2 separate regions of the Mus musculus genome follow, and region 2 is linked to region 1. Evidence: chromatin loops called from intact Hi-C (ENCODE). Cell type or tissue: gastrocnemius. All regions are shown on one strand. Links, peaks and the distances in the headings refer to the core of each region. The heading gives the core; the rest is flanking DNA.

Evidence for each region. Hi-C counts contacts between places; a loop is a spot of excess contacts. Peaks named below come from ENCODE experiments on the same cell type or tissue, not always from the same donor. Only the 100,000 strongest peaks of a DNase experiment are listed, where the experiment ranks them.
Region 2: it touches region 1 in a loop (6-fold over the local background); 29 of 42 quality-filtered maps call a loop at or near these places.

What each region holds. Positions count from the first base shown.
Region 1 is chr8:27,278,777-27,281,687 of GRCm38, reverse strand. No RefSeq gene overlaps it. Among named protein-coding and RNA genes, the nearest start is that of Eif4ebp1, 20 kb to the right of the region's middle. In gastrocnemius, for the core only: a CTCF peak has its summit at 1,498 (motif pointing right); a DNase peak (open chromatin) is centred at 1,515.
Region 2 is chr8:27,224,737-27,227,647 of GRCm38, reverse strand. It overlaps Adrb3 (adrenergic receptor, beta 3), which reads left to right. Exons shown (of 4, transcript NM_013462.3): 2 at 1-391; 3 at 855-922; 4 at 1,120-1,872. The coding sequence ends at 894. Among named protein-coding and RNA genes, the nearest start is that of Gm45470, 3.2 kb to the left of the region's middle. In gastrocnemius, for the core only: no CTCF peak of the experiment used is centred there; DNase peaks (open chromatin) are centred at 324 and 1,460; H3K4me3 peaks cover 135 bases.

The sequences.
Region 1 (2,911 bases), core at 205-2,704:
GCTGCAACAGAAAGCAAAGCAGAACAGCCCACCATGATAGGGGAGATATATGGGAGCAGAGGTGTGCTGTCTGGTACACTGTGTGCGCTCAGGGAAACAAAGGTGAATGGTGGTGCACCACCGGCTTTCTTCTCTTTTTCCAGTCAGCCCAGGACCCCAAGCCCATTGGGAGCAGCAGGATGCTTCTGCGCCCTACATGGTGCTGCCTGCATCCAGAGTGGATCTTTCCTCTTCAATGGAAGTTCTCTAGAAACTCCTCAAAGACACACACCCAGAGGTGTCTCCTAGATGACTCTCTGTTCAGTCAAGTTTATCACGAAAATTTATCTTTATTTACATTTCAAATAGTATCCCCTTTTCTAGTTTCCCCTCAGAAAATCCCTTACCCCCTTTCCTCTCCCTTGCCCCCCCAACCCACCACTCTCGCTCCCTGGCCCTGGCTTTCACACACACACACATGCACACACACACACACACACACACACACAGAGAGAGAGAGAGAGAGAGAGAGAGAAACACACGGCCTCTGATCTAGTTCCTGCCTCCATGTTCCTGCCCTGCTGATGGACTTAAAAGCTGTAAGTTAAAACAAACTCTTTCCTCCCCAAATTGCTTTTGGTCATTAGTATTTTATCGCAGCGGCAGAAACCCTAATACAGTAAGTAACCCAAAAATGCATACTATACGTTGGTTTAAATCTCTGTGTAAATTTTTGGATATTGATGCTGATAGGACACTTGAGCTTTCTAGTATGCTAGAAACGTCATGGAGAATCAAGAGGTTCAGCTGGAAAGCCAGAAAACAGACCTGATTGGGGATCTGGGTTAGTTTTTTTAAGACTCAGAACATGAAACTGGGCTAGACAGTCCCCGCAATTGGGAAATAGAGGCAGCAAAATCAGGAATTCAAGGATACTCTGAGCTATATGGGACTCTGCTGAAAGACGAGAGAGAGACAAAGAGAGGGAGAGAGAGAGAGAGAGAGAGAGAGAGAGAGAGAGAGAGAGAGAGAGAGAGAGAGAATGTTCCCGATTCCAGTGCAAATCTGAGCCATCCTATAAGGCTCTAGAACGCAGTCTTTCTTCTCTGGTTTGACCACGAAATGCCTAGGAAAATGTTTAAATACTCAGCTTGCTAAAAGCTGCACATAAACATTGTTAAGACCTGCAATGGAAGGAATCAGTTGGCTATTGAAGGGCCCAGTGGTGGGCCAATCAGAAGGCAGTTTGTCCACAGGCCCGTCTTGCTTGGTCCAATGAATAAAGAAGATCTTGACAAGCTTGTCCCAAGCCTAGGTGGGGATCAGAGGGTAGCATAGCCATCTTCAGAAACCCCTCCCCTTATTGCGGGAAGTGAGGGTCCGGTGGCATTTTAACAGAGAACCTGCAGAATCCTTAGGTCTTCAACACATACAACACCCTCACTTACTCCTGAATGGAGTCTAAATGAAGTAGCCTTATCTGAGAAACTTATGTATTCCTTACTTTAATAAACTCTTCCAGCAGGGGGCAGCATTGACCACAGTACCGAGTGACATCAAAATCTGCTCTGGAGTTTGAGGATCAGAGAATGTCTAGAACAGAGTTCTCTATTGCCTTCACTGGGGTGCTGGCTCGTGCTAGGTTTAACTGTCTGTCCTACAACAAAAGGGTGTATGTCCTGAGGGAGTGGAGACACTTGGCCTCCAGGAGGCCAGGTTTGACTTTCCAATGAGAATCCACAAAAGGAATCACAGCATACATGCCTAATGGGATTCCGAACCTACTAAGTGCTTAGTACACAGCAGGCACTCACTACTCAGGAGCCTTCGATCCCTGCTATCCCTGGTTCAAACCCAAGAGACCACCAAACACCTGCATGGCTCTAGGTCCCTCAACACCAGTCTCAACTCTAACCAACAGCTGTCTGCTAAGAGTTCCGAGCCTGAAAAACTCAGGCTTCACGTCCGTTCAGCGTGGTACCTATGTGGACCCTAGCTTTGAGGCTGAACCAACAGGAACTGGAATTCTAATTCTAATATTCACTCCCCATGGACATATGTAAAACACTAATAAAACAGTGACCTGCCAAGTGCTTCAAGTTTCAGGTGTATAGAAATTATTCTTACAGCTATTCTGCTGTTCCAGCAATTGAACTCCATTGTCATCTCAATTTCCAGGACAACCAACACACCAACTGGCACAGTTTACAGTCCACAGAAACATGTTCCAGGTACACCTTTTCTGATTGCTTTGGTTTATATGTGAGTGCCCCATCCCCCACCCCAATCCGACCCCCACTTTCACCCCCCTCCCCCCAACCCCCACCATGAGCTCATATATTTGAATGATCAGTCATCAGGGAATGGCACAACTTGGAAAGGATTGGGCGGTGTGGCTTTGTTGGTGGGAGTGTGTCACTGAGGGTGGACATTGAGGTTTCAAAAGCCCATGATGGGCCTAAGTATGTGATCTCTCACCCTCCCTCTCTTCTCCAGTCCTGATGGTCTCTTTCTGCAGACCTGAACATAGCTCTTCACTACTGCTGAAACACCGTGCCTGCCATGCTGGCTGTCATAACAGACCATGCTTCTGAAGTGGTAAGCCAGCTCCAGCTAAACGCTCTCCTTTATAAAGAGCTGTGGTGCCCACGGTGTCGTCTCACAGCAATAGGACAGTGACTAAGACACATGCACACTCTTCTCCAGTCTCCACATCCTTCCGTCTGTCCCTACTCTGTTACCTTGTCCTGTTTCTGTGTGTACACTTAGTCAGGCTTCCTTGGGTTAACGTTTTTCTCGGGTGTTTGTTTTAGGTTCTCCAGGATGAAGGCATTGGATGTAGGGAAGACTTGGCACACATTTCTTAATGGAGGCAGGAATCTTCTGCAGGTCACTTACTGAATCTCACCCTGCCTGAGACACCTTCCAAGTG
Region 2 (2,911 bases), core at 245-2,744, 54 kb after region 1:
CCACAGGCGGGACACCCGCGGCACCGGATGGAGTGCCCCCCTGCGGCCGGCGGCCTGCGCGCCTCCTGCCACTCCGGGAACACCGCGCCCTGCGCACCTTAGGTCTCATTATGGGCATCTTCTCTCTGTGCTGGCTGCCCTTCTTCCTGGCCAACGTGCTGCGCGCACTCGCGGGGCCCTCTCTAGTTCCCAGCGGAGTTTTCATCGCCCTGAACTGGCTGGGCTATGCCAACTCCGCCTTCAACCCGGTCATCTACTGCCGCAGCCCGGACTTTCGCGACGCCTTCCGTCGTCTTCTGTGTAGCTACGGTGGCCGTGGACCGGAGGAGCCACGCGCAGTCACCTTCCCAGCCAGCCCTGTTGAAGCCAGGCAGAGTCCACCGCTCAACAGGTAGGGGACACGAGCGGGGGACCGGAGTCTCTGGGTGGGGACGTCTCTGTCTCTATTTTTGAGTTTGGAGATTGGGGGAGGGGAAGATGTAGATGGGGGTGCGGTGTGTGTGTGGGTGGGGGGTGGCCTTTGTCTTGAGAGGACAGAAAAGAGGTAGGAACTAAAACGGGCCCTTTCTCTTCTTGGATCCAATCCCTGGGTCTGAAGCAAAAGGGAGGAAGGGGATAATTGCGCACCTTAGGACCAGGTGACCCCCACAGGCAGTTGCTGCTCTTCCGGCAGGTTTCTGACCTCTCTGGTCGCCTCTAGTTTGGGGTTTGTTTGTTTTTGTTTGTTTGTTTGTTTGTTTTGTTTTTTTAGTTCCCTTCTTCGGGAACCCAGGCATCTCTATACCTGTCTGGGATATCCATAGACAGCAATGGACTTCCCTAGTCCTCGGCCTCAGTCCCGCTCTCTCTCAAAGGTTTGATGGCTATGAAGGTGCGCGTCCGTTTCCCACGTGAAGGGCCGTGAAGATCCAGCAAGGAAGCTGTGAGTTGGCTTGGAGTTGCTTTCCTCCCTCAGGGACTGGATTAGAACTATAGGGTGGGACTTGGGGGGGAGGGAGGGTGCAGGATGGACCCTATGGGATTTGGGGGTGGAGTAGAGGGATGCGGGAATGGTCCCTATATCTTTGAAAAGTGAATATGCTTTTCAGGGTTCCTGAATCACTTCCCTCTTCCTTCCAGTGCTTGATCCCCATCTTCTTGACTGGTTGCCCCAAGAAATATTGTTTCCGTTTTTGCAGGACTTCTGGGGATTTTTTTTTTCCTCCAGAAAGACAAGCAACGGCTATGGATGCAACATTTTTATAATGCCTTTGATTTCTACTCAGAGTGAGTCCCCTGGAACCTCAACTCTCCAACGCTCCAGAACCGATGACTAGACCACGAGGTGTAAGGGAAATCTTACCAAATGGGTTTCACCGTCCTCTCTCTCTTTCCGAGAGAAGTTGTCTAAGACCCACCTTGAACTTCACTACTACCTCAGCAGCTGGGACGGCAGGCCACCTGTGCTTGACGGCCCTGGGAGGAGCCCTATGGCCTTGGAGGCCTGCCAGTCCCTGCCTATGTTTGTGCTGTATGCTTAGGGAAAAGAGAGCACCCCTCCCTCCCTTTCTTCCTACTGCTTTCCTAACCCTGATGATCGACATGTTCCTCCACAAATCACTCTGTCTCCAGGCTCTGTGTCTCTGGTTAGTTTGAGAGCAGGAATCCAGGAAAAAAAAAAAGTTTGAGGTTTCATCCCTGTCTCCTCACTATGGCTCTCTAAGCACCATCTTGGACCATCTCTCACAATAGGCACAAAACAGCTCTAATCTACCTCACAGTTAGGACTTCAAGGTTTGGGGGGGAAATTCCAGGGTTCATAGGAAGAAGTCAAACTATTGGAATGGGTCCTTTTTCCACTTAAAATCAAATTAATAAATATTATTGAATGTGGTTTGTCCCCTGCTCGCCTTTTCTCTGGGTTTGTTTTCTTTTCGTGGCCTGCTTGCTGGCTTCCTTGCTCCGAGCTGCGTTTTGACAGGGGCAGTAAATTAGGAGTAATCCTTGCCTCTTTCTTCCTAATCCTCATCAGACACAACCAGAAAGTCTGTCTGTGTAAGTGAGGCAGTCGAGTCTTTGCCTCGCCTTCCTCCCCACCTTTTCTGAAACTTTTGAGATCTGGTTGCAAGAAGGAGCGTGGTCCTGCATTACATATCTGTCTTCATGGGTGGAGGATGGGGCCTGCTGTGTCCAGGCTCAAGAATGTCTAATACCACAAACTAGAGTGGCTTAATAAGGTCTCATTGACATCAGCAAACACTTTGCTTCAGTTTTGTGTGCCTGTGTATCTAAAGGTTCAGGGCACTGGTTTGAGAAGGGACAATATGTCTTGTGTTATATTAATAGATGTGTGTATACAACACACACACACACACACATACATGTTTCTGTACCCTCTCCCGTCCCATTTCCTTCCTGGGTTGTAGAACTCTCCATTTTCCTCTAGAAGCAAAGCTGAAGTCACAACTGTCTCTTGATACTATTTTTTTCCTTGCTTCAGTTTTTACAGCTCTTATCTGACATGTTTCTCACGGGGGTTGGGGTGGGGTGTGGGGAGGTTCTATGGAAGTGACCAGAGTATTGCACTGGCTCTTTTTTAACTCCAAGAGCAAAGACCATCCATGATCAGGCTGATTTCCATCCAGCAACAGGCAGTTACTCACCAAAGGTTTAGTAGCCTGCCTGTGGCATAGCGTGCAGGGCACTGGCTGTGCCTGGGGGTCCTAAGATATAAAACCTCCCGTTATTGCCCACAGGATAAGCTACATGACTTTCCACATATGGGTGTTCCCTGTGGACTGGACCTAACCTATGCAGTTCCCCGAGCTCCTGGATCTCAGGTTTTATGTCTCAGGATGTTTGCATACCAAAGATGACATTCTCCTTTCCAACCCAATGCAGTGTGCGATCTCTGGTGTCCAAATGTAGACGG